Linked DNA regions of Homo sapiens: all the other regions are linked to region 3. The links are chromatin contacts, found by Hi-C or POLR2A ChIA-PET in ENCODE. All regions are on one chromosome and are shown on one strand. The core of a region is the stretch at or near the end of the contact, and the rest is flanking DNA. Distances in the headings are between cores, read along the strand shown. Region 1 has its middle 31 kb from the start of C12orf76. Region 2 has its middle 34 kb from the start of PPP1CC. Region 3 holds the start of ARPC3 (actin related protein 2/3 complex subunit 3).

The links. Hi-C counts contacts between places; a loop is a spot of excess contacts on that map. ChIA-PET counts read pairs that join two places held with the same protein, here RNA polymerase II (POLR2A). Pooled maps may share reads with other maps.
Region 1: a pooled map shows a loop between it and region 3 (5-fold over the local background). The contact joins the enhancer-like site here to the promoter of ARPC3 in region 3. A Hi-C loop is called at or near these places in 1 of 37 single-sample maps with no recorded cell type and 6 of 50 pooled maps. POLR2A ChIA-PET finds 5 or more read pairs at or near these places in 16 of 52 experiments (A549, AG04449, AG04450 and 13 more).
Region 2: a loop to region 3 is called in a map with no recorded cell type, with 7 times the contacts of the local background. The contact joins the enhancer-like site here to the promoter of ARPC3 in region 3. A Hi-C loop is called at or near these places in 2 of 37 single-sample maps with no recorded cell type and 7 of 50 pooled maps. POLR2A ChIA-PET finds 5 or more read pairs at or near these places in 6 of 52 experiments (GM12878, activated B cell, activated CD4-positive, alpha-beta T cell and 3 more).

Annotation. Positions count from the first base shown.
Region 1 is chr12:110,078,550-110,081,249 of GRCh38, forward strand. No RefSeq gene overlaps it. Among named protein-coding and RNA genes, the nearest start is that of C12orf76, 31 kb to the left of the region's middle. RefSeq lists a cis regulatory region at 876-1,706 and enhancers at 968-1,047, 1,188-1,317. Within about 2 kb of position 1,327, at least 19 of the 41 ENCODE cell types and tissues checked have a DNase peak (open chromatin) inside an H3K27ac peak, as active enhancers do; they include CD4-positive, alpha-beta T cell, GM12878 and OCI-LY7, where a contact is called at or near this core.
Region 2 is chr12:110,775,366-110,778,065 of GRCh38, forward strand. No RefSeq gene overlaps it. Among named protein-coding and RNA genes, the nearest start is that of PPP1CC, 34 kb to the left of the region's middle. RefSeq lists an enhancer at 1,093-1,432. Within about 2 kb of position 1,251, at least 2 of the 41 ENCODE cell types and tissues checked have a DNase peak (open chromatin) inside an H3K27ac peak, as active enhancers do; they include GM12878, where a contact is called at or near this core.
Region 3 is chr12:110,449,064-110,451,763 of GRCh38, forward strand. It overlaps ARPC3 (actin related protein 2/3 complex subunit 3), which reads right to left and starts at 1,274. Exons shown (of 7, transcript NM_001278556.2): 1 at 1,192-1,274. The coding sequence starts at 1,197. RefSeq lists enhancers at 1-682, 1,388-1,487.

The DNA of each region.
Region 1 (2,700 bases), core at 77-2,576, 370 kb before region 3:
TTTCTACCATATGCGTTCATTACTTTTTTTTTTTTTGAGACAGTTTCACTCTTGTTGCCCAGGCTGGAGTGCCATGGCGCGATCTAGGCTCACCGCAACCTCTGCCTCCCGGGTTCAAGCGATTCTCCTGCCTCAGACTCCCGAGTAGTTGGGATTACAGGCATGCGCCACCATGCCCGGCTAATTTTTTGTATTTTTAGTAGAGACAGGGTTTCTCCATGTTGGTCAGGCTGGTCTCAAACTCCCGACCTCAGGTAAGCCACTGCACCCGGCCTGCGTTCATTACTTTTTAAATCACTGAACGCTAAATCTGTATCTCCAGACCATATCTGAATTCTGTGCATAGTCTATGAATCTATGAACCTATATAACCCACAGACACTTCAAGTCACATCTTCAAAATGAAACGCTTTCCCACAAAACAGTGCAAGTAAGGACTAATGAGAGGAGAGAGTGGAGACAGGCATGGACTATTTCTTCTATAGTCTTGGCTAGGAGGAAAAAGAGGTAAGAGGCCGGGTGCTGTGGCTCATGCCTGTAATCCCAGCACTTTGGGAGGCCGAGGCGAGTGGATCACCTGAGATCAGGAGTTCAAGAACAGCCTGGCCAACATGGCAAAACCTGTCTCTACTAAAAATACAAAAATTAGCTGGGTGTGATGGCGCCCGCCTGTAACCCCAGCTACTCGGAAGGGTGATAGAAGAATCACTTGAACCTAGGAGGTGAAAGTTGCACTGAGCCGAGATCGCGCCACTGCACTCCAGCCTGGGTGACAGAGCGAGACTCCGTCTAAAAAAATAAAGAAAGAGAGGTAAGAATGGTCTTTAATGGAGTCATGGGAAAATGTGTGTGTGTTGCAAGGATGTAGAGAAGATGGAACCATTTGAGCCATTCAAAGATTTTGATAGACTAAGTGGGATGTTGAGAATGGTGGTCTCTGTTTCTTTGTGAAGTAGGAAGCCACGTGTGAAGAAATGGGGATTGGGGATTGAATGGTGGATTTCTTAGTCATGTGTGTGTATGTGTTTACAATTTACAGAAAATCAGGTGACATTCTTCAGCAGAAAAGGGAGGTTTTTCTGAGGAAACACTTATCTCACAGAGCTCAAGTGCAGGAAATGTGGCCCAACCTCATGAGAACCTATTAATAGAATCAGAAACTAAACTGTCCTGAGCTGAAGTTGCTCTTTCAGTTTGAAACTGCGTGGGCCCGCCTCTGTTTGTCTCTCTGTGCGCCCATTGTGAGTCTCTGTAAACAATGGATTCCTCTGTTTCTCCCAGGGCACGTGGTCCAACACTGCCTTCAAGGTTAGGTGTCCACAGTTCGAGTGCAAGCCCAGATCCACTATCCAGTTCCGGAATTCAAGGGGAATGATTGGCCTAGTTATTTATCCCTAGTCCAATCAGCTATGGCTGTGGGCGGGGCCACAAACAAACATGGCGTCAAGCGCTGACGTCCATGAAGGGAGAAGACAGGGAGAAAGGAGGAAGAAGAAAAGGAAGGAGCGAGAGAGAGAGAGAGAGAAAGAAGAGAGAGAGCTCTCAGAGAATAGAGGCTAGGGGACTGCTGATTAAATACCCCAATTCCCTCAGGTGGGACAGCACTGAGGCAGGTCTAGGCAGTCTCCAGGGGACCCTAGTGGGACAGAGCCCAGATGCCCACAGCGATGACCTGCCCTTCCTTTTTTAATTCCACCCCCCTCCGCTCCCACCCCCGAGATGGAGTCTCGCTCTGTTGCCCCGGTTGCAGTGCAGCGGCGCCACATCGGCTCACTGCAACCTTCCCCTCTCGGGTTCAAACGATTCTTCTGCCTCAGCCTCCCCGAGTAGGTGGGGATTACAGGCGCCCTCCACCACGCCCGGCTAATTTTTGTATTTTTAGTAGAGACAAGGTTTCACTATGTTGGCCAGGCTGGTCACGAACTCCTGACCTCAAGTGATCCAACCACCTCAGCCTCCCAAAGTGCTGGAATTACAGGCGTGAGCCACCATGCCTGGTCGTGACCTGCTCTTTAGTGCTTCCTGTGTCGATTGCCTTCCCTTCCCTGCCTCCCTTCCCCATGCCTCTTCCTGGGTCACCTCCCAACAAACTACATTCACCTGAACCTCGTCCAGCCGTTATGTGCTGGTGTTAAGGAGTCTGTCTGGAATTTTCCCTGAGAGCAATAAGTGGGTTTATAAACAAGGGTGTGGCATGATCTCATTTGCAACTCAGAGCACTCTGGCTGCACCCTGGAAAATGGGCAGAAAGGGCAAGAGTGGAGACAGGGTCCTGCCCAGGGAAAGGGTACAGTGACATGGAGGGGGACTGAAGACAGCTCCTTAAAGGACACCAACATCAAGGAGACTAAGCTGAGGCACTAGGGAGGAGAGGAAGACCAGGAGACAGTGAGTATCCAGAGGCCACGGGATGAACACTTCACAAGTAAGCCGGTGGCCAAGGAGATATTAAGAGCGATGGTAAAGCTGTGAAATTAAAGCCGCTCTAGTAAGGGACCTGACAGATAAATTACTGGAACAGAATGGAGTCAAGTATTAAACACGAAGATAGGTGGAACCCGGGTGTGGTGGCTCACACCTGTAATCCCAGCACTTTGGGCAGCCAAAGCAGCAGGATTGCTTGAGCCCAGGAGTTCAAGATCATCCTGGGCAACAGAGGGAGGCCCTGTCTCTACAAGATATAAAAATAAATCAGCCAGT
Region 2 (2,700 bases), core at 1-2,500, 330 kb after region 3:
CCCCCTCTCAACTAAAAATACAAAAATTAGCCAGGTGTGATGGTGGGCGCCTGTAGTCCCAGCTACTTGGGAGGTTGAGGCGGGAGAATCGCTTGAATCTGGGAGGCAGAGGTTGCAGGGAGCCAAGATCTCGCCACTGCACTCCAGCCTGGGCAACAGAGTGTGTTTAAAAAAAAAAAAAAAGAATTCAAACCACATATGGACTTTTAATTTTTCCAGTAGCCTCATTAAAAAAGCTGAAGTTAATTTAAATGATATATTTAATTTAACCTGATATATTTTAAAAATGACCATTTTAACACGTAATCAATATAAAGAAAGCATTCTGGTCGGGCACAGTGGCTCATGCCTGTAATCCTGGCACTTTGGGAGGCCGAGTCGGGTGGATCACCTGAGGTCAGGAGTTCAAGACCAGCCTGGCCAACATGGTGAAACCCCGTCTCTACTAAAAATACAAAAATTAGCCGGGCACGGTGGTAGGCACCTGTAATCCCAACTACTTGAGAGGCTGAGGCAGTAGAATAGCTTGAATCTGGGAGGTGGAGGTTATAGTGAGCCAAGATCATGCCATTGTACTCCAGCCTGGGTGACAAGACAGTCCATCTCAAAAAAAAAAAGAGAGAGAGAAAAAAAAGAAAGTATTTCAAGGCTAGGTGCAGTGGCTCATGCCTGTAATCCTAGCACTTTGGGAGGCCAAAGTGAGAGGATTGCTTGAAGCCAGGAATTTGAGACCAGTCTGGGCAACATAGTGAAACCCTGTTTCGAAAGAAAGAAAAGAAAGAAAGAAAGAAAGAAAGGAAGGAAGGAAGTAAAGAAAATTAGCTAGAAGTGATTACACATACACAAGTCCCAGCTACTTGTGAGGCCATTACAGCTTGGGTGACAGAGTGAAACCCTGACTCATAGAAATAAGAAAAAAAAGAAAGAAGGAAGGAAAGAAAATGAATGAAAGAAAGAAAGAAAGAAAAGAAATTAATTTAGCACCATAGGAAAGGTTTTTTTTAAAAAAGCATGAGCTATGTTATCCTCTTTTTTTTTTTTTGTATAAGGCTACAAAATCTGGTATTTTGCACTTATATCCCATCTCAGTTCGGACAAGCCACATTTCAAGGGCCCAAAACCCCATTTGGTGAGTGGCAGCCATATTGGATAGAGACAGCCCACCTTCTCTGGTTTTGTCTCTGCAGATAGCCAAGGAAACCTAATTATGCATCCAACTCTCTGGCCCATTGGCTGAGTCACCTGCCGGGAAGCTTTCAGAATATTTATAGGTAACTGATCTACAGAAAACAGAAAGTGATACCATCTCCAGCCCCCACAACCTTTCTTCAGTCTCAAGTTTGCCGTCTCAGCTACTGTTTTCTAGAGGCCCAGTGGGAAGAGTATGCAAAGTGGCAGTAAAGTACATATGTAAACGTGTAGGCAAAAGGCTGAGAGGATTCTTACCAAACTACTCACAGTGGAAAATAAGAGTAATGTCCAAGCAGAGTTTAGTTTTGTCAGTCATGCCCTAATTTTGTTTTTGTTTTTTAGAATGTATTCATTCACATATTACTTGTGTAAGTGAAAGTCAATTGATATATATATAGAGATAATAGTAAAGAAAAGTAACCATGATTTGCGGTAAATCCCCAAGAAGTTTAATGGAAAGCAGTGAGTGCAGAGATTACAAGGTGGACTCTGGGGCCGGCTGCCTGCCTTTGCATCCTAGCCCTGCTGTCTACTAGCTGTGTGACCTTGGGCAAGGTTCTCTTGCTTTCTGGGCCTCAGTTTCCTCATCTATAAACTAAGGATAATGATGGGACCTATGTTACAAGGTTGTCACAATGATTTGATGAGCAGGTGTAAGGTGTTAAGATGGGATCTGGAACACAGAGTCTCAGCTGTAATAACTAAAATAATTAGTATTATCACTGTTTTTGGTGGAAGAGTAAGTAGCAAGAAACTCTCTTGGTGAAAATACAAGAGCTGCGGTGGCTCACGTCTGTAATCCCAGCACTTTGGGAGGTCGAGGCGGGCAGATCACTTGAGGTCAAGAGTTTGAGACCAGCCTGGCCAACATGATGAAACCCTATCTCTACTAAATATAGAAAAAATTTGCCAGGCGCGGTGGCGCACCCCTCTAGTCGTAGCTACTCAGGAGGCTGAGGCAGGAGAATCGCTTGAACCTGGGAGGCGGAGGTTGCAGTGAGCTGAGATCACGCCACTGCATTCTAGCCTGGGCGACAGAGCGAGACTCCATCTCAAGAAGAAAAAAAAAGGAAATAATATGCTGGAGTGAGAGCTGCAAGACCAGCTGCTAAGCCTGGATCTGCCATTACCTAATTTGTGTAAACTTGGGCCTCAGTTTTGTACTAATTCTAACAACAACATACATTTTCTAGTCCTTACTATCATTTCGGAACTCTACATGTCTCGTTTCATCAGATCTTCACAACACCCCTCTGAGAGAGAGATACTGTTGTTGTTGTTGTTATTATTACTATCTTGAGACGGAGTCTCGTTCTGTCGCCCAGGCTGGAGTGCAATGGCACGATCTCGGCTCACTACAACCTCTGCCTCCCGGCTTCAAGTGATTCTCCTGCCTCAGACTGCCGAGTAGCTGGGATTACAGGTGCCCGCCACCACACCCAGCTAATTTTTGTATTTTTAGTAGAGACGGGGTTTCACCATGTTGGTCATGCTGGTCTCGAACTCCTG
Region 3 (2,700 bases), core at 24-2,523:
GCGCCTGACCACCCATCTAGCTTCTTTATAGCATTTGTCACTACCTGACACTACCGTATGTATCTCCTTTATTATGTTTACACTTTTATTGTCTCGACTCCCGATTTGAATGTACATTCTTTAAGATTAGGGATTTGTTGAACTTATTTGCTGCTGTAAATACAGCCTGGCAGGCAGCAGGTGCTCGTTAACGTTTGTTAAAAATAATGTGTGAGCAGGCTGGGCGCGATGGCTCACGCTTATAATCCCAGCACTTTGGGAGACCGAGGGGGCGGATCACCTGAGGTCTGGAGTTCCAGACCAGCCTGGCCAACATGGTGAAACCCCGTCTCTACTAAAATGCAAAAAATTAGCTGGGCGTGGTGGCGCGCGCCTGTAATCTCAGCTACCCGGGAGGCTGAGGCACGAGAATTGCTTGAACCAGGGTGGTGGAAGTTGTAGTGAGCCGAGATCGCCTCACTGCACTCCAGCCTGGGCGACAGAACGAGACTCTCTCAAAAAACAAACAACAAAAAAAGTGTGAACAATCACATAATAACTGAACCACCTTTTCCCGAATCTGCAAAATGGAGACCATGACGGTGATAAATCTACCCCACAAACTGGCTGTCAGAAATTAAGTACAACCAGGCCGTCATAATTTTTTACTCCCACTCTGATGGCACACGAAAAAGGAAATCTTTGGAAGTCAGGCGCCGAACGAGTCTGTGAGGGCCCTAAACCCAGCTGGCTCCGGGATGGCCGCCGCTGCCGGGAAGTGGGTTCTGACAAATGACAAACAGCAGAGGGAGCCTGACCCCGGGGCGGAGGAGGAAGTGGGCCTGACAGAAAAAGGAGAAGCTAGACCCCTGGACTTGAAATATGAAAAATAAAAAGCGCAGCCCTTGGCTTCGCTCTCTAGTGAGGCTTTGGGAACCCTGCCGGAGTCGGAAGGAGTAGACGGAGAGAGAAAAGGGCCTCCTCACACACCCTGGACCCTTGGCCCACTCCTGCCGCGCCCCCGCCTCCCACGACTGGCACCCCCGGGCCGCCCCAATCCTTCAGCAACCGGTCCCCTCCCCTCGCCTCCCTCCTTCTCGGGCCCCAGCTTCCTCTCTGCCTTCCGCCGCCCGCTTCTCTCGGCACACACACGGTTTCTCTCTGCTCTTCGCAATCCCCGCTGTCTCCCCACACCGTGGATCGAACCCTCACCGGCATCTTGGCGGCGCCCGGGTTTCAACCCAGAGGAGCAGGATCCAGGTACAGCGGAGCGCTTCCGGTCTGGCAGCCTGGGCGAGGTAGGCGGAAGCGAAACGGAAGGGGCGGGTGCGGACGTGGAGCTTCCGGCCTTGCAGTTCCGCTTCTGGTTGCAGCGGCCGCGCGGATCTGAAGGAGGCGCCAGAGCACTAGGCAGGGGCCTTGAGTGGTGCAGCGTGAGGCAGCGCCCAGAATGGAGATGGGTCTTGAGGTTCCAGAATCTGAGATCAATCACCTCTTTTGTATTTTTTTCAAATGTCACCTTTTCAGGGCCGGGCATAGTGGCTCACGCCTGTAATCCCAGCACTTTGGGAGGTCGAGGCGGGTGGATCACCTGAGGTCAGGAGTTCGAGACCAGCCTGGATGGTGAAACCCCGTCTCTACTAAAAATACAAAAATTAGCTGGTCGTGGTAGCATCCCAGCTACTCGGGAGGCTGAGGCCGGAGAATCGCTTGAACCCAGGAGGCAGAGGTTGCAGTGAGCCAAGATCGCGCCGCTGCACTCCAGCCGGGATGACAGTGTGACTCTCTCAAAAAAAAAAAAAAAAAAAAAAAAAAAAAATCACCTTTCCTGTGAAGCATTCTCCGTTCATTCTATTTTCAGTTCACCCAACTCCAGCCCCATGCCTTATCCTTCTCTCCCGCTTTTTCCCTTAGTTCTTACGATTCTTGTATTTAGTTTACTCTTAGTGCTTGTGAATGCCAAAAAGGCAGCACTTCGTCCGTTTTGTCACCTGCGCCCGTAACAGTGACGGTATGTAGGAAACATCAATATTTGAGTGAATGAATGAACCCAATGCACTGCATCTAAAAATGGAGAAACTGAAGGGCACTGGACTCCAGGTTTGAATCGCAGCTCCAATACATACTAGCTCTGTAATTTTGAGCAAGTTAACTGGCCTGTGCTTCAGTTCCTCACCTGAAAATGGCAGTAACAGTATTTACCTCATAGTTTTGTGAGGATGAAATGAATTACATGTAAAATGCTTAGAACTTACATGCTTGGAGCATACTGAAAGCCCAGAGTTTTAACTTATTTATTACTAGAAAACTTCTTATGTTAAAAGTCAAGTTCATTGCTGCCTGAGAGCCATTTCTTCTGCCAGTTCCCAGCCTGAAATAGGACCCCATGTTCCCACATCTGATTTCACATTCAGCTGACTGGGCAAATAGCACCTTTTAGGCAAGGTCTTTTTTGACAAAGAGCCCAAAGTAGCCCCATAATCACTCTCCATTTCTTTTCTGCTTTTCTTTCCATCCTCTCTCTGAGGTTTCCTTCCTCATGGTCAGTCTCACAGGCCCAGCATGGCAGCCCCACGTGAGCAAGGCCCTGCCTGCACTGTGCATCCCTGTTCTATCCCCAGTGTCTGGCATCCACGGAACTTCAGTAAATTTGTGTAAATTTACTGAATTTCTGTCAGCCCTGCCTATGAGACAGTGAAATCCTCGAGGACTGGAATTGTC